Regions from separate parts of the Homo sapiens genome. Here all the other regions are linked to region 3. A link is a loop called in an ENCODE intact Hi-C map of the cell type or tissue named here. Cell type or tissue: GM12878. All regions are shown on one strand.

What was found. Hi-C counts contacts between places; a loop is a spot of excess contacts. Peaks named below come from ENCODE experiments on the same cell type or tissue, not always from the same donor. Only the 100,000 strongest peaks of a DNase experiment are listed, where the experiment ranks them.
Region 1: it touches region 3 in a loop (4-fold over the local background); 2 of 110 quality-filtered maps call a loop at or near these places.
Region 2: a loop joins it to region 3, with 2.2 times the contacts of the local background. A loop is called at or near these places in 2 of 110 quality-filtered maps.

The regions. Positions count from the first base shown.
Region 1 is chr13:62,115,966-62,123,965 of GRCh38, forward strand. No RefSeq gene overlaps it. Among named protein-coding and RNA genes, the nearest start is that of LINC00358, 90 kb to the left of the region's middle. In GM12878, a CTCF peak has its summit at 3,980 (motif pointing right); a DNase peak (open chromatin) is centred at 4,554.
Region 2 is chr13:62,301,452-62,309,451 of GRCh38, forward strand. No RefSeq gene overlaps it. Among named protein-coding and RNA genes, the nearest start is that of LINC01074, 16 kb to the right of the region's middle. In GM12878, no CTCF peak of the experiment used is centred here; a DNase peak (open chromatin) is centred at 4,530; H3K4me3 peaks cover 713 bases; H3K27ac peaks cover 1,457 bases.
Region 3 is chr13:62,206,499-62,214,498 of GRCh38, forward strand. LINC01075 (long intergenic non-protein coding RNA 1075) reads left to right here and starts at 5,784. Exons shown (of 4, transcript NR_125787.1): 1 at 5,784-6,131. RefSeq lists an enhancer at 3,211-3,310 and a silencer at 5,798-6,092. In GM12878, no CTCF peak of the experiment used is centred here; a DNase peak (open chromatin) is centred at 3,193; H3K4me3 peaks cover 936 bases; H3K27ac peaks cover 2,396 bases.

The sequences.
Region 1 (8,000 bases), 91 kb before region 3:
AAGTGAGCCACACCACATCACATGCCTTGTGAGGTGGACAAGGGAACTTTTCCCGTTTCAATAGGTTAATCATTTCTAGGTTAGTTTCTTGAATGTGTCCTCCCTGTACACTAAGACACAGTTTTGGAGTACAGTCTTTTCTCATCCAATATCTAGTATTGTAATTGAGTAGGTTAGCTTCAAAATGCATTTTAAACGTTTTTTTTCCTCCTTCCTTCCCAGTCTCAAGATGTAACCTCAAAGCAAAAGGTAGAAAACTTGTTTTTCTTCATCTTAAAATATAGCCTTGAAACCTACTATGAAATTCCCCTCCCTTCTCTTTCCCACCATGTTCCCCCTTACCCCATGCAAGGTTACCTAACTATATGCTTATTAAGAAATTCCAGGGCCTAACTGAAAACAAACCAGGCATGAAGGCCCAGCTGCAGAATTCACCTCCACTTAATGATTGCCTCAAAACCAATAATCTACAGCCTGGTTACTGTCAAGATGACACCATCCCACACTCCCAGTGGATCATAACTCAATACAGGCATTAGAACAAGATTCACAGTTTCTGCACCTTGTACAACTCCTGCAGACCTCCCATATCAAGCTTCCCCTTTTTAAACCCTTTTCTTCAGCCCAAACTATTGAAGTTGGTTCTAGTGGGATGTAGCATGCCTGCTTCCCCACTGCTAGTTCTAGATATAAAATCACTTTCCTTTCACTGCACTTAGTCCTGTTTTTGACCTTGCAAGTCAGGCCTGCACTCAATTATAGTATGAGAGGGAAAAACTTTAACGATGGTGGGCCGGGCCTGGTGGCTGATGCCTGTAATCCCAGAACTTTGGGAGACTAAGGTGGGTGGGTCACTTGAGGACAGGAGTTGGAGACCAGCCTGGCCAACATGGTGAAACCCCCACCTCTACTAAAAACACAAAAATTAGCCAGGCATGGTGGTGTGTGCCTGTAATCCCACTTACTTGGGAGGTTGAGGCAGGAGAATCGTTTGAACCCAGGAGGCGGAGGTTGCAGTGAGCCAAGATCTTGCCACTGCACTCCAGCCTGGGCAACAAGATAGACTCCATCGCAAGAAAATTAAAACAGTTAAGGATGGAGGACATTGTTCAGAAAATAAAATTCAAGAGAAAGTTATGTTATTGCTGGTTCTTTACCATCAGATTTCATTAAAAATGTCATCTACTCGCATTTCAGAAAGATGAAAATAAGTAAAAAAATCATTACAGGACAATCTTATTTTATCTTGCATATATATATATATCTTTCATATATATATCTTGCATATATATATGCATATACATATATCTCATGTAAAAAAGCTCTGGCTTTGATAAATGTATGAGAGTTTGACTTCAGAAGCCCCATAATGTGTATAGGTTAGTTTATGTTTACTGTGAATTTGTTTTTACTTTAATGCTAAAGCAAGGGAAATCAATATCTACTTCAATTTTTTAAGATTCTAAAGAGGCATTTATCACATAGGCATGTTTTTTTTTATTTTCAGGAAGATTATATAAGAATATATTCTTAAAATTTATTGTATTTAATTCTTCCTAAAGAGAAAACAAGAAAAACATATCCAAGTTACATTAATGATTTTGAAACCTTTATTCGAATTGATAGCTCTGCACAAATTTGCTGTCAAAACATGCAAATAATCAGGTTTTTGCCTTTTCTTCCCCACCCTTTAGAGAGGGTGTCAAGCTGAAGTAAAATTAGTAACTGAGGAAAGAGTTAAAGTTCTTTTTTAAAATCTATTTTTTAATTTTTACAATTTTTAATTGAAAAAGTATAAATTGTATATATTCATGGAGTACAATGTGGTGTTTTGACAAGTGTATACATTGTAGGATGATTGAATAAGGTTGATTAGCATATCCATCCTCTCAACTATTTATCATGTCTTTTTGTGACTATATTTAAAATTACACATTGCATAAAACTCACCCTTCATGTTTACAAATGTAATTATGGTAATTAATTTTAGATTTGTTAAGTCACTACCTATAAAACAACCTTCATAGACAACAGAAAATATAGTATGTAAAAAGAAAATTTTAAAAAAACATTGCTTATCTGTTTTCAATGAAAAGCTAAAAAAATTGTCATTTATTCAGACTAAAACCTCAAACCAAAGAAAGATAGAGCAAACATTGTTAAAATGTTAGCTCACAAGCATTTAGAAAAATACTCATCAAGGATATATATGCACACACACACACACACATATACACACACACACACACAAACATATGTATTACTATTATTTTTTTTTTGGAGATCGAGTCTCACTCTGTTGCCCAGGCTGGAGTGCAGTTGTGCAATCTCTGCTCAATCCAACCTCTTGCCTCCTGGGTTCAAGAGAGTCTCCTGCCTCAGCCTTCTGAGTAGCTGGGATTACAGGCACACGCCATCCCACCTGGTTTTCTTTAGTATTTTTAGTAGAGACGGGGGTTTCATCATCTTGGCCAGGCTGTTCTCAAACTCCTGACCTCAAGTGATCGGCTTGCCTCGGCCTCCCAAAGTGCTGGAATTACAGGCATGAGCCATCACACTGAGCTGATATTTTTATTTTCTAAACTTTTTTGGCTAAAGATATACAACAGTTGTTCTCTGATTACAGTATCATTTAATTATTTTCCACTTCCCTTGTAACAATGCAAAAAGAATACCCTTCTTTCTCTACTGCTGCACTATACGTAGCTAATTTATGGAACTGAATGATTTTTGCTTTCAAATGACATTACTGACACTATTTCTTTTCCTGCTTTGTTTTTTACTCATCCTGGTTTTAATCATAAATCTCAGGAGAGCTCTATTTTCTTCATCTTGTTCAATAGGCATTGTCTCAGTCTAAGCTCTTAGGCTTTTCTCTCTTAACTGATTATGATGACTTCTATTACAAAAATAGCATTTATTAAAACAAATCTATTAATGAGTGTGTCTACCTAGAAATAAAAAAGAAGTAGGAGTTTTTTGGTGTTTTTTTTTTCCTTTTTCATCCTCTCCTTTAAAAACTAGAGCATGCAGGATATATGATGCTGAATTATACTGAGATTTAATTAGTCTTTAAAAAGATGCAAATGAAGAAGGACACTCTATTTGGAATTTAGGCAATTTTTAGAATTCAAAAATAGTTTTGTTTTTTCTCCTGGCACCAGTCTTTTTCTCCTAAGGATATGTGCCTTCTCTTGTATCTTTCTCCATGTACCTTTCTAAATATTTTAAATATTTACTTGTCTTGTTACCAACTCTGTTTCACTAAAATTTTCTTTTCATGAATTGCTACAGAATTGATTTAAAATTAGAATATATTTTTAGGCAAAAGAAACTGGTTAACGAGTTGTCATAAGTAACACATATGTTTAGTGTAACTTCTTTACGTTTATGAACTTAGGAGGACAGAAAGTGGGGATGCTACTTCAGACTTTGCAATGAGGTATGTATGTTTGAAACTCCCATTGAGTATGTGTCTGAATATATCACTATGTAAATAGAAAATTCACATCAATGGATCTTAATTTACCTTCCAAAATTTTTTTGACTGCAGATGCATACTAAACAGTGGAAACTAAAAATAATGGTTTTGTCCTTTTAAAATTAAATTTATAATCATTTATGATTTTAGATGAAAAGATACAGAATATTATTCAAGGAAAAATGTACACTGATGCATATGCATACATACATATTTTATTGCGCTATTTAAAACTAGATATTTTTAATAGGATGTTGAATAAATTCCAGCTACTCTGAGATACAAGGCCATCGAAATGCTGAAAAGAATATCGGATTGAAATAAACAAATCAATTTTTGGAGATAGAATATGATTCCCAAATAAGGAAGCAAGATCTTTCAGGATATAAATGATTAAAGACTTAATCTGGAACCTTGTGGATAAAGAAAGAAAAATCTCTGATATTAGGTTTGTAATTTATACAATACCTGAAACTGAACACTGGGTGGCAATGTTTATCTACTTTTATTTTTATTACAGCTTTTTCAGCAATTCCAAAGATGTAATAGAACTAAAGTTTCTTGTCTTCAAGGTTATTTGTGGGTCTTAAGACACTGAAAAAATCTTTTATTTTTTTTTTAAGTATTTTGGTTCCTTGGTTTTGTGCACAGAATAGTGTCCGTTTTCTGTCCCTCAAGTGCTGTTCTCAATCCATTCATTGACTCTAGCAAAATCAGGCATGCTGTAGAGAATTATCAGTGGAAGAGAAAAATAAGAATCACTAAAGATCTAGACAAACCATAATATAGTAGCAACATGAAAACATCTTGGAATATTTATTTTTGGGAATTAAATGTTGAGGGGTGACAACAAAACGTTCATCATTGAATCAAAATTAGTATGATAAGCTTTTCTTTCTGATTTTGGTTGATGTTCAGAACTATTTAATAGAGCAAGTCAGACGAAAAATTAAAAACACATTGATCAAGCAGTTAAAACCAAATAAGGCCTTCAATTGTATTGTAGCTAAATTTCCTCTTCCAATTCTTACATTCAGATCTAGAGCTGGCATGGGACCAAAGTGTTGAGGCAAGTTAGAATTCAGCACCTTCCCTTCTTCCTTTTCAGGACTCACTTACAACCTTAGATAGATAAGAATCAGAAAGAGCCTCTGGTGCTATGCTAGACTGCTAGGCAGCTTCAAGAGACCAGTTATTTTGGTTTTCTGGAGAATACTTCCTGACATTGACATCAAAAGGATTAAACGGCAATGATTTAGGAGTTCCCCGGAAAAATCAGAACTGACTAAAGCTCTCCAGTGGGAATCTTAACTCAAAAATCACTGCTCTATGAGAAATTCTAGTTATAAAGGATTCCAACCTGCTTGTCACATATTGGATTTGTGCTTCACAATATTAATAATTTTACTTTAGACAAAGTTAGGCTGAATATTGTGTCATTTTTGCCCTAGAAATAGGCTTTGAATAATTTATTTGGTTTCAATGTGTTTTCTGTATTTATTTTTTATGGTGGTAATATTTACTATTATATTGTAGCTCTCTTATGAATGGGGAGCAAAGATAACAGCAAGAAAAGAAAGGAGCTTCTAAACCTCACTGTTAGAAATACAGCAAAGTATTCATGGGAAAAAGTAGGGAAAACATTTTCATCTTGACTGGTTGAAGGCAATTGATGAGTGCAATCAATATATACGTGCAATAATTCATTGTACACAAGATAAAAGGAAATCTGTATTGAGTGACAATTGCTCTTCTATGAGTATAGTGCATTTCTGCAGAAAGAAAAAAGAGAGAGAGAGAAAGAAAAGGAGAAAGAGAGAAGGAAGGAAGGGAGGAAAGAAAGCAGGCAGCAAGCTCGGCCAAGTCACGGCTTAATAACTGTATAGCTAATATAGATATAATTTTTTTAAATGACAAAGATGTTAACAATAGAAAGAACTAGATACACTTCTTGAAAAGAGTAACTTTCCTAGTTATAGCCTTTAGAAAATGTCATTGATATACTGGGCGGGCGCAGTGGCTCACGCCTATAATCCCAGCACTTTGGGAGGCCGAGGTGAGCGGATCACGAGGTCAGGAAAGCGAGACCATCCTGGTTAACATGGTGAAACCCCGTCTCTACTAAAAACACAAAAAATTAGCCGGGCGTGGTGACAGGCGCCTGTAGTCCCAGCTACTCGAGAGGCTGAGGCAGGAGAATGGCGTGAACCTGAGAGGCAGAGCTTTCAGTGAGCTGAAATCATGCCACCCCAGCCTGGGCAACAGAGTGAGACTTCGTCTCAAAAAAAGAAAAATAAAAAAGAAAAAGAAAAAGAAAAAGAAATTATCATCGATAAACTATAGATGTGTAATAATTTGAAAAAAAAAGAGATTTTCATTTTTCAGCCATTGGTGAAACGGTTCCTCCATATACAGGTAGGAAATAGACAACACATGTGAAACAAATTTTTAAAAATTGGACAATAGGCAGTACAAATCCATCCTTGGGAGAAAGGAAACAAAAGAGATGAAATTGCTACCTGAGCTTTCTGTTGGGAAGCAATTTCCAAACTATGGACAGAGAAAAGGGGAAACCCAGAGTATGGGGGCTTCACTGAGTTGAAAAGGCAGAAATCAAGAGTTTTTGGAGTCTGAGGTAGCTCAAAGTTGTAAAGCAGAGTTCTAGAAAAATGGGAAACTATGCCAAAAAGACTTCACAAATTTGCACAGTTGTCCTATCTAGGTCATTCTACATGTTCGGCCTGGCCCCTCTTGTATTAAGTAAAAGTACGTGAAACAGTGAAGAAAAAACTGGGAGGTGTAAGATGAACAACTTCTGCAGCTCACACAGAGTAAGAAAATTTTTGAGCCCTTGAACAGCCAAGACAAAGCCTCCTTGGTTGTCACTAGCACATTGAACGGTGAAGTCAGAGTGAACTGTCGGCAGATTAAAGCTCTTCATAGACTAGTCATATAAAACTTTTAAAGTGGGCTAAAAAGGAATAGGCCCTACTGTAACTAGTTTAACTATCAAAAGCAAAACTAAACATTCTTAAAGAAAGGAAGATTAATAGACTCTAGACACTCAACAAAATAAATTTAACCATATGGAATATCTAATTTTTAAATGAAAGGAAAAAAGTGACCTATAATTGTAAAAGTCAGTTAATATATAAAGACTCGAAAAAGATAGAAGTCATGAAATTATTAGACCACTGAGTTTAAAGAATTATTAAATCTAGGTACAAATATTCAAAGAAACACATAATCAATGAGAAGAGAAATTACATTTTTTTAACAACTATATGAAACGTGATGAAAATAAAATATGTGAAATACAAATTTATCTGGGTGTGATCAATAGCAGATTAGACATTCTAGAAGAAAATATCAGTGATCAGGAAGATATAGCAATAGGTTCTACTTAAAAAAAGCAAAGAGAAGCAAAAAGGTAGTGTAAAAGGATTACAGAGAAAGGGTAAATTGTGAAATAATAGGAAGTTTTTTACATATTAATAAGGACAGTCTTACAAATATATGTACACTTCACAACTAATTTAGCTATTTCTGTTTTTGAAAAATAGCAAAATACAAAAACAATAAAAATTGATTTCTGTGATGGCATAAATAGTGTATTGCAAGACTTAGATATTTTGTTCAGAGAAAGCACAGTTACATAATTCACTGATTTGTTTTTTGAAGGAAGATTTTTTTTTGTGAAGACCATTCATGAATTTAGGGTGCATTTCATTAGTATTGACCTCTTAAACAAGGTCAAGTTCTTATACTATAGTATCCTTTTATCTCAAGAACACTTGACTATACATATAGATGCCTTTAGTATATTTATATGTGTGTTTTTGTTTATGGAGGTATTCTCTGAATAGGAAAAGGCAATGAACATGGACATAAGAGATTTATATCCTCATACCAGAAACATTGTGATCTCAGCCTTGATCCACAGAACTTTTCCCTTTTCCTTTTTTGTGGTGGAATATAGTAAAGGAAACATATAATCATGGAGAGAAATTATGATAACGAGAGGAACATTCTATCTGCAAACTAATAATATATATATTCTATCTGCAAACTAATAATAATGACAGGAACATTCTATCTGCAAACTAATCTATGCTATTCTTGGCTATGTTCCATAACAATGTCTCTCTTCTTTGACCATACAGGGAAACATGATCCATGACCAGTCCCATAAGGCTAGCTCAGCTGTTAGGAAAATAAAACAGTCAATTATTAGTCTTAAAATGGGCACAAAAATACAGTTCAATAAAATAAATAAGATCTAGTATTCAATAGCCCAATAGGGTCACTATAGTTAATAATAATTTATTGTATATTTTCAAAAGTAACTAAAAACGTAGAATTAGAATATCCTAACACAAAGAAGCGGTAATGTTTGAGGTGATGATTACCCCAATTACCCTGATTTGTTCATTACACTTTGCATGTCTGTCTGTATCAAAAAATCACATGTACCCCATGAATAAGCTATTATGTACCCAAAATAATTAAAAATAATTTT
Region 2 (8,000 bases), 95 kb after region 3:
ATGCATCTGATATGAAAAGGCTAGAAACCTTGATAGCAGTATGGCAGACTGACTAATTTGAAAATTATTTGTTCATAATATATTATTTAATTACCTTTCAATGTAAACCAAAAAGAAATAGGACATACAATACAGACTAATTATATTTAGAGTTTGAACACGTGCTAACATATTAAAATTCCTTAAGAAAAGCTTGTCATATCTAGGTAGAGGTGAATCCATGTGTTTTGATCATTTTAATTAAACCAAATTGACTTGATCTAAAACTCTCTATCTGCAAATAATGCAGTTCTCTAAAGTGGACTTTTCACATATATTCCATAAAATATAGTAACTCTGAATAATACAACTGTGAATTTAAAACCAAAATTAGATTACATCTGTAAAAAATTGTATTATTGTTAAGTTGAAAAAATTAAAACTATACAAATTAAAAGATGCTAAAAATAGGGTGAATTTTTATTTATATTAATATTCTATATTAGGACACCATAAGTACAATTGTCTTTTATAAGATATTTTGTTTTCTCACAAAATGTTTTGTCATGAGTGAACATATGGCTATTCAGAGATTTAACAGAATCAGGCCTACTAGAATTATTCAGCAATGTTGCTCTCCTGACAAGCCCAAAGAGTTTTTAGATATTTTCTGCACAAAAGATCCAAAATTGACATGTACTTGCATGAATATTTCAAATCAAAGTAGAAAATCAAATCAAATCAAATAAAATGACACAACACTTTACTGAGTCTTAAAGTTAACTTCTTCTACGGAAATATTATAACTAGATATGGTAAGGTTTAGGTGTTTCATTTTCTTTTCTAGTTTTATTGTTTAAATTTTGATTAATGGTCATTAATCACTCATCAATTAGGCCCTGGCACTTCAGAGCCTATCTTCACTTGCATAAATTGTTTTCACTGTTCATATCTTGGAAGCACAAAAGCTGGCATAAGAACTTCAAATTTGAATTAATCGACCCCAAGCATACTTACACAGAGATGGTGGTTGTTGGAATAAATGCATCTAGATAGCTCATCAGTTTCTATATTTGTTTACGTTTAATAGTCACAGTGTTCCCTCATTAACTGAATCAGAAGTTTGGAATGGAGTTTAGTAATCTGATATGTTAACAAGTTCTCTTCTTTATTCTTATGGGTAATGAAGTTTGAGAACTACACTTTTAAAAGTGAGGCTGAATAAAGGCATGGCACAATGGCTCATGCCTGTAATCCCAGCACTTTGGGAGGCTGAGGAGGGTGGATGGCTTGTGCTCAGGAGTTTGAGACCAGCCTGAGCAACATGGTGAAATCCTGTCTCTCCAAAAAATTACAAAATTTAGCAGTACTGGTGGCCCACCTGTAATCCCAGTTACTTTGGTCTATGTGTCTGTTTTTGTACCAGTACCATGCTGTTTTGGTTATTGTAGCCCTGTACTATAGTTTGAAGTTGAGCAGAGTGATGCCTCCAGCTTTGTTCTTTCTGATTAGGATTACCCTGGCTATTCAGGCTCTTTTTTGGTTCCATATAAATTTTAAAATAGTATTTTCTTGTTCTGTGAAGAATCTCAATGGTAGTTTAACAGGAATAGAATTGAATCTATAAATTGCTTTGGGCAGTATGGCCATTTAATGATATTGATTCTTCTTATCCATGAGCATGGAATGTTTTTCTATTTGTTTGTGTCATTTCTGATTTCTTTGAGCAGTATTTTGTGGTATTCCTTGTAGAGCTCTTTTACTTCCCTAGATAGCTGTATTCCTCAGTATTTTATTATTTTTGTGGCAACTGTGAAAGGGAATATGTTTTGATTTGGCTCTCAGCTTGACTCTTGTTGATGTACAGAAATGCTAGTAATTTTTGCACGTTGATTTTGAATCTTGAGACTTGCTGAAGTTGTTTATCAGCTTAAAAAGCCTTTGGGTGGAGACTATGGATCTCTCTAGGTATATAATCATGTCATCTGCAAACAGGGATAGTTTGACTTTCTGTCTTTGTATTTGGGTGCCCTTTATTTCTTTCTCTTGCCTGATTGCTCTGGCAAGGACTCCCAATATTATATTGAATAGATATAGTGAGAGAGGGTATCCTTGTCTTGTGATCGTTTTCAAGGGGAATGCTTCCAGCATTTGCCTATTCCGTATGATGTTCGCTGTGAGTTTGTTATAGATAACTTACTATTTTGAGGCATGTTCCTTCAAAACCTAGTTTACTGAATTTTTAACATGAAGGAGTGTTGAATTATATCAAAAGCCTTTTCTTCATCTACTGAAATAATCATGTGTTTTTTTGTCATTATTTCTGTTTACGTGGTGAATGACATTTATTGATTTGTGTATGTTGAACCAACCTTGCCTCTTAGGGATACAGCCTACTTGACTGTGGAGGATAAGCTTTCTGATTTGCCACTGGTTCAGTTTGCCAGTATTTTGTTGAGGATTTTTGCATCGAAGTTCATCAAAGAAATTGGCCTGAAGATTTCTCTCTCTCTTTTTTTTTTTTTTTGTTTCTCTGCCAGGTTTTGGTATCAGGATGATGCTGGCCTTATAGAATGAGTTAGGGAGGAGTCCCTCCTCCTCAGTTTTTTGGAATAGTTTCAGCAGGAATGGCATGAGCTCTTCTTTGTACATCTGGTAGAAAAAACTATATACCATGATCTTTGAAGAGACAGAAAGCATTCTCACTGATTTATTTTAACATTAGTAAACAGTATATACATGGAATTGTAGAATTATACTTCTAAATACCTTTACAGTTTAGAAATCTCATTAAGCAGTTAAACCTTAGTGTAGCGCCTTTTATAGTGTAGTATTCAGTTATTCTTTTTGAGGAAGAGGTGGAGGACCAGCTGAAGAACACCGAAGAATCATATCCACAATCAGACATGTTGGTAAACACTAATCTGCTGGCTGCTTGTTTGAAGTTTTGAGTTCATCTTTATTGATGCATGCTTTATATCTCGCTCCTACTCTACCCTATATCCTTGCACTACTAAGCCTGCATCTCCTATTCTGAGATGAGAACACTTCTTTGTCCTAACCCAATATTTCTCAAACTGTTTGATGAAAGAAATATTTGGAGATAACTGGCAAACGCACAGAATTCAAAGCCCTACCTAAGTCTACATTTTCAGAGCCTCCTGGAATAGTGTCTAGAAACTGCAAAATAATAATCTACAAGTACCTCTGATGATTTTTATTATGCTGCAGTCAAGGTTATTGCTCTTTACCTTATTATCTGATTCACAATATTCCTTCTCCTTCAACACTTCTAATTGATCTCAGTAAGCATAATATATCACATGGATAAGTCTGCGTTTCTCTGTTCTTTGATCATCAGCGTACATTTCCTCCCTTTTACTTTTGCCACAAACTCTTTAAAAACTATCATCACCAGTATGAAAAGGAAAACTGAGGCAGGTAAAATTTTTAAAGAGTTTATTTGCTGAAACAGTGATTCATGTATTGGTCCTCTCCAAAACAGAAGTGGTTTGGGGGCTCCATTGAGGGAACACAAAGCGAATGCTTTTATAGAGTAAACACAGAAGTAAAACAAACAGACAAAAAAATTGATTGGTTATGGTTATTCAGTTGCCTTCTTTGACCTATTCTGCTGAAAAGTCTGCAGTTATATAACTTTAAGTTAGTTAGCAGCTTCTATTGGCTAGCCTTAAGTTTCATTTTTCTTTCTATAGACATTTATAAAACATAGCTTAAGTTTTGCTTCTGTTTGCAGATCTAGCAAGGTTATTGTTACTTATGAGGCCTAACTGGCTTTGTCTGTTTAGAGTTTCTTCTGACCTGGTGTCCATCTTAACTTGCTTTAACACCAGAAACAGTAGAACTTCTAAAAATCACAAATTCATGCATTCAGTTCAAACCATTATTTTTCATCTATTCACGTTTCCTCCTAAAGTGGCCTCATAGAAACAACTTTTCACTCTCATGGGAAAAAAGAATACACGCACTCCAACCCTACATTTTTATGTGGACAGTCCAATGTTTGCTTTCTTCTTTATCCAGTGTAGATTCTATGGTTCATTATCACAATCCCTCTCTTGAAAATGTCCTTAATTACCTTGTCCATTTGGCCTTCAGATATATTTGTCTGGTACTCTAATCACTGGTAAACCCAAACATTTATTTTCTGTATGTTTTACTAATGGAATTACTTATTCCTGAAGAAAATTCCACATCCTGCAATGAGAATGTTAATGTAAATTTATGAATACTAACATCATGTGGGCACTTAGCAAAGATCATCTGCTCACTCTCTACACATATCGTATTCTACCTTTTCCTCTTTCCTCAAACCTGCCATACTTTTCTCTCTGCTGATGACTTTAACTCTTATGTGATTGAGAAAATAAAAGCTGTGAGACACAGATCCCTTCATCTTTTTTTTAGCTGAAATGCTCAACAGATTTGCCTCTGAGTCTATTTTTATTTTCTCTTCTTCTGTGAAAGTGAAAGTGTTTCGTGTTTCACCCTCAGTCAAAGACTGTTTCTCCACAGATGCTATGGATCACATTTAAATGACTTGCACTGCACTTATTTCTAAAGCATTATTTACATCTTCTTCTCAAATGAACCATTCACTTGAGCCCAGGAGTTTGAGGTTGCAGCGAACAATGATCACACCACTGCATTTCAGCCTGGGTGACAGAGCAAGAACTCGTTAAAAAAAAAAAGAAAGAAAGAAAGAAAGAGAAGGAAGAAAAAAAGCTCTCTCTTTCACTTCTAAATCCCCAAAAAGCTTCTAAAAATTTAGTTTTCTTCAAAAATCCATCTTTTGGTTGTTTATATTTTTTATTATGCCATCCATATGTGGTTCCATTCATACCCATCATTTAAATGCCATCTATTTGACAACTGCTTCCAACATAGTATGTATGATATAAAACACTTATCTGAGTCTCCAAATTATATATTTAAATACCTGATTTGATTCTGTCTATAAATATTTAGTAAATATCTGAAATATAACAAAAATTTAACTGTTGTTTTTCCCCATATTCCATCACTTGCTTCCCCTCTCAAATAAACTGTGAGACTCCCTTAATTAATTTCTTTCCATTTTGCTCCCTATTTGTCAGTCAAGAATATAGATTCAATCTCTAGTGTTATCATAAGATGATATTATCAATCTGGTTTCCTTCGTCTGCTCTGACATCACTGATATCATGTCTAGACATCTTTAGTTGCCTTTCCTAAGTGGTTCACCTCTATCAGTCTGGTCCAGCAAAGTCCATTCCCCATCTGACTACCTTAATGAGCTTTTGAAAATGTAAAGTGGCTCATGTTATTCTTCTCAATGTTCAACGATGGATTTCCATTAAACTTAATATAAAGGGGCTTTTGTGTATAAGCTCTTTTACAATCTGGCTCTTGCCTATCTCAAGAAACATTATTTTAATTGAGTCTCCTTTCTCACTCATTATGCTTTAGTGCAGAAGTGGATATTTTGAGGCCTATAGATGTTGAGAGACAATTTTCAATGTCTCTTATGTTTCCAGACATCTTGCAAACAGAGACAACAACTGTCCATTCTAGTTAATTTTCTTAAGTATAAGTTTATATAGTGAGTAACTTTGGAAGACAGAGTTAGTATCCCTTCAGAGCTAAGGGTCTGCTTAAAGCCTTGGAAGACAAAGATGACATCTATACCTAGACCAAAATGGCAGATGTGTTTTGCCATCATAAAAATAATTATAAAATTATTCTAAAATAATAGGTTCTTCCTTTTCTATAATGCAATCCACACATATGCAGGTGTCAGCTGGCTCTGCCTTGGTCAGTGGGGAATGAGACTGGAAGAACCAACACAAATGCTGATAACCTGGCCACCACTGTTATGTGAGTAATAAACTGTCCATTTTCTCTGACACAGGAATCTCACATCTTTTTCCAGAATTGATGAAACTGTTGAAGAATAACTTGTTAGATTGCAAGTAGGGTAAAATCTTAGGCCCTCCACAGTTCTTGACAATGGAAAGGAGTATTATATAGTCTTGATAGTAATCCCTGTGTGTTTGTTTTTTGCAAAACTATTTGCCAATATTGAAAAATGTGGAGATTATGTGTAAATATTTAGATCTAAGTTCTTCTTTAAAAATCATAATTTCAACCTAACCTGGACCTTCTTTCCATCACTTGAGTTGGGTAGAGACTCTAATCTTTATATGAAATGTGCATTCTCAATTCACCAGAGACATGTCACCATCTTGTTACCTTAATACTGAGATCCACTGTCATTTGACATTTATCATTGAGCTTGCCCTGCTGTTTTTGGTATTGCCAAGTTGAAGGAGAAAACAAAAGATAGACCCAAAGGACCAGTGTGTATCACAAAAATTAGGACAGAGCATATTTCTTTCTGATAGTAAAACATATTCCTATGTGTTTTATATGCAATCACAGAGTGTCCCTGTGGGAATAATACAATTAAGATTCCATTAATATGCAAATGAAGTGTATATGGTTGAAAAAAATACAACTAAAGACACTGACATTGTTCTATTTAACTCATGTACCTAACTTGACTGGCTCTAATAAGCATTCGAGTTACAGACTTTGCTGCAGCCCAAATGGCCTGCTCAGAGTTCCTAAAACAAGCCAAGGACAGTCCTACTTAGTGCCCTTTCATGCTTGTCCATCTGCCAGGGGTGCATTTTCTGTGGATCTTCACAAGGCCTGCTTCATTTTATCCTCCAAATCTCAGTTTAAATATCATCTCAGAGAGGTTGTCTCCAAACATCTTTTCTAATTAGATTTGCCTTAGTTATTTTCTACTATGGCACATTTTCATGATCTTAATATAAATTTTCTAAATTTCTAGTTTCATATTGATTTATTTATGTATTTAATCTCTATTTTATGACTAGACTATAAGCTTCTTGAGGAAAGAGACCCTAGGTTTTTATATCTAGTGTATAGCAAAGCATATGACTATAGTGAATTTAATATTAGAGGAGTAAACAAAAAAAATTCCTAAAATATATTCTGATAGGGTAGTTTGACATGCTGACTCTGTATGTGGTGTACTTCGCCCTGAGAAATTTTATTGACAAGGTACCATTTTGGGTAGTCCTGACCTCTTAAGAATTTTGCTCTTTTGTGAAGTTTGCCCTAACATAAAGTGAAAAGAACTCCCTAGAGTAAAAATACGATGCAGAGTTGGAAAGAGATACACACAATCCACTCTCATGAGTTGGGGAAAATTTGCTGGGGCACACTACTTTTTATAATGTCTCCCAAATATATCATCACACATATCAAGTTAGCAAATGAATAGGATGACTCATGCTATTTGGTTTTATAAGCTTGTGCCTCCATTTTTATTATTTATTTAGTAAATAATTTGATCTTCCATAACTCACTTTGGAAAGCTCCCTTGCTTTATTTTCTTTTAAAGCTTATTTATTTATTTATGTATTTATTTATTGAGACTGAGTCTTGCCCTATTGCCCAGGCTGGAGTGCAGTGGAGCAATCTCGGCCCATTGCAACCTCTGCCTCCTGGGTTCAAGCAATTCTCCCTCCTCAGCCTCCCGAGTAGCTGGGATTACAGGCACATGCCACCATGCCCAGCTAATTTTTGTATTTTTTTAGTAGAGATGGGGTTTCACCATGTTGGCCAGGCTGGTCTCAAACTCCTGAGCTTGTGATCCGCCCGCCTCGGACTCCCAAAGTGCTGGGATTACAGGCGTGAGCCACCACGCCCGGCCTTTTAAAGCTTATTTAACATTAACATGGCTCTATTAAATTTTAGATGCGCATATTCTTAGTAAATTTCTTTATCATATTATTATTCTTTCTAAAAGACACATGAATCATGTTTTAAAGAGATGAAGGGGTGGATGTATCATCAAACAATGTAATACATTCACTAACACCTTTTAATGAATGTATACATTATGATATATATTACACAATTTTTTCACTGTATTTTTCACATTAGTTTCACACATTAGAAATGCGATTAAGCTATTATAAGAAAAA
Region 3 (8,000 bases):
TGTGAGAGACAAGAAGAAAAAAATTGGGGAAAAGGAGATGGAAGAAATTAGAAGAAGCCACATACTCAAACACAAATATTACTATATATGGACTTACTATTATAGGAGGTTAATTATGAATTTCCTTATCAATTAGGAAGGAAAATTTATGTTTATATATATTCAATAATTCAGCATATACAGAAAATTTAATCAAGAACCAAATTCTTTTAAGAGTATATGATTAAAATAGTCATTCTTATCAATGCTCAAATGTGGAAAGAAAGAAAGGATGTCTCTTATGCTAAACAAATTAACCCCTCTTTTACATAGATAAGACACAGGATTTCCCTGTGAATGATTCTTTTTATTGTTGTTGTTCTAAGGTAACTCTCAAATGAACAATCTTCTAGGTGTCAAAAATTTTCTAAGTAACCACTGCAATTTGAAATGGTCAAGTCAGTGTTAGGCCATTTAAAAAGATAAATACAACAATAATAATAATAACAGCAACAATAATAAAAGAACCCAGCATTCTTCCAGAGGTAGCACAAGCTTATTAGTGGACGAGCCAAAGCAATACTACCCAATGGGCTTATTTTGGGTCAGATAGCAGTCCCTTAGCCAGCAAATGTGTGGCCAGGAGATTGATCTCAAAGCAAATTTCACAGATCCAAAACTGAAGAAATTCCTATTAAATTTTGAAAAACAAAGCAAAGGAAGCAGCTGTGATAGAACTTCTGAACACATTAGGGTTTGGTACTGGCTTAGAATACAGGCTCATACAACCCATATATATATATATATATATGTATATATATATATATATATGTATATATATATATATATTCTACTCTTTATAAACCTACCCTTATATACAGACAATTGTTCAGATAATAACTAGACAAACAGAAAGACTGGGAACAAATTCATGCTTTGTCAAACTGAAACTGTCCCAGTTGTCCCATAGAATTGATGTTTGTGGTTTCTTTTGAATAAACATCGAAGTTGACCTTCCCAGTCTTAAAACTTGAAAAAGTTACATCTGTCTTACCTGAGTTCCTTTCTCGGAAAACAAACCATCAGGATAGTGTAAAGGAACTGAAACTTACCAAATCACCACATGTGGACAATGAATACCAGATCCCTCATTCACATGTCTGTATAACCAACCACCTACTTCCTATTGACCAGCTCTCTTCCTTACCCCTCCCTTATTCCTGTTTTCCCACACATGGTTATATTTCTTTCTTGCTATATAAACCTCTGATTTTAGTCAGTTGAGGAGATGGAGTTGAAACTAATTGCCCATCTCCTGGGCTACATCACCTGAATAAAGCCTCCATCCCTGGCAATACTCATTGTCTCAGTGATTGGCTTTCTGTGTGGCAAGCTAACAGGACATAGACTAAAGCCCTAGAATTTCAGTAACAAAATTGTCATTAAAAAAAATAAGCACAAATTTGACAATATAACCAAAAATTCCTTAAAGATTTTATTCTTATGACAAATAAAATAGCACTAATACCAAAGGACTCAAGAAAGTATTCAGAGTTCAGATTCAGTGCAAGAATTGCCTCACCATTTTAAGCACGGTGGTCTTGAGCAAGTAGACTCAATGAATCTCATTCTGTAACTGAGTCCTAGTCTGCGTCAGCAAGGATATCAATCAAGTCATAATGAAATTCTCACTAATAAACACCAACATGCCAGATCTACCAGGAGCGTACTTGTATTCAAACAGAATAGCTTAATGCAGCAAAGAAGAATGCACACTAGAGCAACCATGGTATATTTCAGAAAGGCTGAGTGGGGAGGTATTCTCACAGAGTTTGGACTTGTGGCGAGTGATTCCAATCAAGGATCAGAGAAGCAAAGTCCATTTTATTTTTGTACCCAAAAATAATTTTTTGCAGCTTTTTAATTGCAAAAATTGCAATTACTTTTGCTCCAACCTAATACACTTGATGTTGTTCCAAAAGAAGGGCAGTTTAGGAGTTTAGTATTTCAGTAATCTTAGTTCAAGATATAGAAGGGAAGAAGTAAGGCTGGGGATACTACCTGTAGGACATCAACACTGTTCTCAAAAATGGTTTCTTTGTTATTTTCAGCTTTAGTGTGGGTTTTGCCATGTTCTATTCGAGACATTATTTTATGTTGCCCTGCTTATTTCTCTTTGAAAAATGCTGTTAATGCTCTTTAGGAACATCTCATTCTGATTTTCAGGAGGACGGGATTTCAAACTCAGGCCAGACCACTTCTGCAGCAAAGGTGGCAATGACTGTGAATTTGAGAAATACAAACCTGACCTGATGGCTCTCTTTCCCTCTAAGCTTTAGAATGGGTTTGTTGGGGTATTAAATGCATTTTTTATTTACAATATATTTTATCTATAATGGCTTTATTGTATATAATCTCATCTTAACTCAAGGATTATCTGTATATTGAGAAGTTTGATTCTCCTAAATGACAAAGATTAAAGTTATTTATTTGCCACCTATGAGATTTGTATGAATTATGGTAATTCAAAAATGTAGAACTGACTATTCCACTTACCAAATTCCACAGGGGGTTCCTGATCTTCTTCCCAACTTGTAAAGCTTTTTCTACTACTCTTCAAGCCAAGCATTAAAACCACCATGAGGTAAAAACAGACCCAGTTTATTTTCTATAATATAGTGAATTTAAAAAATCATTAAAAGCATTTTAGCAACCACATCTCTATCCTGAGTCTGTAAAATTATTTCCTTCAGAAAACTGACATCTCATTCACGTTTCAGTGATGCTTGAATCCTTGCAGGATGTTGGAGATATTTTTTTTCCATGTCTAAAACACTTGAGTTTTAAGCTTCCTCTGACCTGTTTACAAATAACGAAAACTAGGGCCCTGCAGTCTGCTCTCTTTTTTCTTTATCAACATTTAATGGAAAGGGGGTAGGGAAAGGAGAATGCTTGCTGTTAGCTATTATCTTTACAAATGACTTGTTAGCCTTTTATTTGTCTGCTCATGCTTCAAACACTCAAAGGACATTTTCAGAATCTCAGTAGATGAAGGTTCAATCTTTAAATGACGTGACAGGCTGTATCTTCCTTAAGAGATTTTGACACGATATTAAGCCATAGTTACAAGCCAATACTTGAATGGGAAGCCCTGGGGAAATCTTTTAGAGCTGGAACACGGCGTTTACAGCAGGAGGCAGGTGTCTGCACCAGTGAAGCAAATAACGATATGATATATTTAGTATCGAAAATGGAAGCGAAACTACTGATTCTTTACACTGGGGACAACGGAAGAAGTTGAATGAGGGAAAAAAATCATCTTTTGGGGCCCTAGGAAATGTTAATTTACAGACAGTATGAAATATACTCTCATCACGACAGGTGCACTCAGAACCAGGTGCTGCTCTCAATATCGTCTTTGAATTTATGTGTTTCTTTTCAGTGATAGGATGTGAAGCAGCTGTACTGGCCATGTGGAGAGAAAGCAAAGAGCTTTTAATTAGCAATTAGGGGGCTGTTAATTTCTTTGGGGATCTCTCTCTATCTTCTCTTTGTACTTTTACTATATTCTTAGGAGTTTCTATATGTCTCCTAAAATACAAAGAAAATCAAGGAAACAACATGGTAGATTCAGAGCATGGGTTGTGTAAAGTTGAGGAGTAAATTTAGAAGCCTAAGTAAAATTTTTATGGAAATCAAATTCACATCCAAGTTATTTGCTACCTTGAATATTCTTTTACTGATAATATTGCATCATTAAATTAAGAAATAAAATGTATTCATTGACATTGGGACATTTTTTCTCATGATGTAATTTTAGCATATATTTCTTTGTTTTTCATGTAAATGATCTACACGGATCAGTTCTTAATTAGTAGTCATTAATCATTATACCTAAGTGATAGTAATATATATTATAAATATATTTATGTCACTATAGTACAGCTATGTACATATAAATACGTGTGTAATCTAATAATACCTTTATTTTATAGATACAGGGAAATAAAATTAAAACTGCCATCTGGAAATTAGGCAGATTTTTCATTTTCCTCTAACCACTAATAATATATTTATCTTCCAATTTCCATTTCTAGAATTCTATGATTGTTAAGAACTTGTAAAATATATTCTAATATAGTTAATGCTTTATATTTTTATATTTAAAGCATACAACTCCTCTTTATTTTGATGTCTTTCCCAGATCAGCTTTCTCTTTCTTGCAATACTTAGCCAATCCAAACTTATACTACAAAATAGCAATCAACAAAAACAATTTATGTCTCACTGGTAAATAAATTGTTTCAAATGAGTGTAATGGTGTGGTCATGTTTCAACAATGTTTAAAATTTTCTTTTACTTTTCTTTCAAAGCCTAGCTTGTTAATACTATAGCTACATTACGTGGAAAAGAACAAGTCATGTTAAGCTCTTTTGTATTGGGAAACCCAGCTTGAGCTGAATCTTAAAATTGTATACCTTCAAAATAGGCAGACAAGAAGTGACAAATTGCTATTAAAGAAAGAACCAGCCCAGGCAAACTTAAAAACAGGAATACGGAAGGTATATCATGGGGTAGTCAGAAGTCTGGCCTTGCTGAAAAGTATATATAAACGTTAGAAACTACTTTGAAGTGCATTTTAGCTAACACGACTTGACACTAATGAAAGATCTGGAAAACTTATCTGAGCTTGCACTTGATATGGTAAAAACTAAATAAAATTAAAATGATGAGCTATAAAATTCTTAAAGGAACCATAGAATGCCTAGTAAAATATAGCAAAGGCTTTAAAGACTTAACAAACAAGTTTTAAGTCTTGGTAAACCCCCTACAGTTTTTTATGATTTGAAAATGAAGACACTCATACCTCTCACCACATATATAATGAGCTATATCTGATAAACTAATCAGAAAACAGTATTTTCTCCCACTACTACAATCAACACAGTGTTGTAACAATATCAGTAATCTTTAACTGTCTTTGCACCTTCATGACATCACAATCAATTTATTTATTTTTTTGAGACGGAGTTTCTCTCATTTCCCAGGCTGGAGTGCAATGGCACGATCTCGGCTCACTGCCACCTCTGCCTCCTAGGTTCAAGCGATTCTCCTCCATCAGCCTCCAGAGTAGCTGGATTACAGGCATGTGCCACCACACTCAGCTAATTTTGTATTTTTAGTAGAGACGGGGTTTCTCCATGTTGATCAGGTTGGTCTCAAAACTCCCGATCTCAGGTGTTCTGCCTGCCTCGGTCTCCCAATGTGCTGGTGTGTCCGGAATTGGTGGGTTCTTGGTTTCACTGACTTCAAGAATGAAGCCACGCACCTTTGCAGTTAGGATTACAGTTCTTAAAGATGGTGTGTCCAGAATTTGTTCTTTCAGATGTTCAGATGGGTCTGGAGTTTCTTCCTTAAGGTGGGTTCCTGGTCTCACTGGCTTCAGCAGTAAAACTGCAGACCTTTGCAGTAAGTGTTATAGCTCATAAACGCAGTGCAGACCCAAACACTGAGCAGTCTTAAAATTCACTGTGATGAGCAAAATAAAAAACACTGAACACCCCCAAGGCAGACCTGAATTGGTTGCGGCTCCTGGCTCCGGTGGCCTGCTTTTATTCCCTTATCTGGCCCCACCCACATCCTGCTGATTGGTCCATTTTACAGAGAGCTGATTGGTCCATTTTGGAGAGAGCAGATTGGTCCGTTTTGACAGAGAGCTGATTGGTGCATTTACAAACATTTAGCTAGACACAGACTGCTGATTGGTGCATTTACAATCCTTTAACTAGACACAAAAGTTATGCAAGTCCCCACTCCACCCCTCCCAGAAGTCCAGCCAGCTTCACCTCCCATTGGCATTTGCCCCTGGACTTTGCACCTAGCCAGGGCAGTCCCACCGCCAGGGGCTTGGCAAGTCCGTGCCCACCAGGAACCCTCGCCGGCCCAGGAGCGCCCGTGCCTCCCTGTCCACACCTCACAGCCAGCAGAGGGAGCTGGTTCCGGCCTCGGCCGGCCCCAGAGAGGGGCCCCACAGCGCTGTGGCGGGCAGAAGAGCTATTTGAGCAGGGCCAGAGAGGACGCTGAGGCCAAGGAGGCACTGAGAGGGAGCCAGGGCTGCTAACACATTGTCACCTCTCACTGGGATTACAGTGGTAAGCCACCGTGCCCAGCCCATCTCAAGCAAATCTTAAAGGTTCTTATTAACATATAGCTATCAGAATAGATTCTTTCTTTTCTTTATTTTTCCTTTCTTTTTCCCTTCCCTTCCCCTCCCCTCCCCTCCCCTCCTCTCCTCTTCCCTTCCGTTCCCTTCCCTTCCCTTTCCTGTGTCTCGCTCTGTCCCCCAGGCTGGAATAAGTTGGTGTGATCTTAGCTCACTGCAACCTCCACTTCCCGGGTTCAAGTGATTCTCTTGCCTCAGCTTCCGGAGTACCTGGGATTACAGACATCTGCCACCACACCTCACTGATTTTTGTATTTGCAGTAGAGATGAGGTTTCACCATGTTGGCCAGGCTGGTCTCAAACTCCTGGCCCCAAGTGATCCACCTGCCTTGGCCTCCCAAGTTAGAATAGACTTATTTAAGAACAGACTACATCAAAACTTAAAACTCATGTTCACTTTGAGTTTCCTTTCATTCTCTCAGTAGAGGCCTGACCAGTGGCCTAGAGACTAGCAGTTGCAGAGGTGGATGTGGGGAGTTGCAGAAATGTGGATTCTTTCAAATTTTGTTCTCTCTCTCCCCCACAGTGGACATTTGTGGTTACTCCAGGTTTAAAGAAGACAGAAGGGGCATAAGTAAAAGTGCAATTTTCCTTTTACTTGGCTGATGTGATAGGAGATACAGTCTCTTAAACCCTTTGCTCAATTCCTGCTTCTAGGACTTCAATCATAGCTTCTTTTGGTAGAAATTTCCTCACTCTAGCTGGCTGCCAACTTAGGTAGATTTCTTTCATCACAACTTCAGTTTCCTCATCTTCCTCTGTCCGTCTTTTCCTCAATAAAATAAAATGTACCCTCGACGTTAGTAAATAGTAAAAACGCAGCTTGGCTAATGGCTCCCCTCTCATAGTGCCTTGTTATCATCGAGTCACCTACTGTCTTCAGACTTTCCCATTTGAGAAATAAATACCAGATCTTGCCTCCTCACCCAATGAATGTGTATATAGGTATCAACAGTGTTGCACATATATGGGAAGAGTGTGAGATAAAATGTCCTCTTATATGACAACCCCAATGTCTATGGGAGGCTTCCCAGGAATGCCCACCTTAGATTGGGGAAAAGAATGGGCAGAAATATCCAGTCTTTTCCTAATAAAATGCCAGATCTCTTTGCATCTATAATTTCCTTAAAGAATCTCCTCAGAAATCTAATCTACCCTTATTTGAACAGTAGATGTGTGATAGAGCTAATAGAGGAATGGCAATGGCAATCTTTTACATTTTTTGACTCACCAAATTTTGTTTAGCACCATTACTTAAAACCTGATCGCAGTAGTGTGCTTTATCCTCCGTTTTGAAGTTCTAGTAAAATTTTGAAGCAACAAGAAAAGTTCCCAAGTATATTCTCATATACATATAAAACACCTATGAATGTTTTACTCAATGAACCACCAAAGTCTTTATTCTATATGTAGAATTAAGGGTCTCAAATTGTAATGAGACAGCAACTTATGTTTTTGCTATTCATACCAATAAGGGATGTAAACAATCAAAATTCACTTTATACTCATATGTTATAATTTCTTTTGTATCATAACGTATGGTGAAGTAAAATAAAATATACAGAGACAAATCTCTGAAGTTAAACATTTTATTTAAGAAGAAAGAATTGCAACTTGGGACACACACCTGGATCGGGTTGTCTTTGGTGGGTCCAAAGAACAAAGGGAAGGTTAGAGGTTTTATGCAAAAAAAGAAACATGTATTACTCTTTGAGAAAGTTAATTGGCATAGTAAGGTTGTGGAGAGCTGGTAAGTTTTGATTAATAAAAGAAGACAATAAGTAAAACTATTACAGTT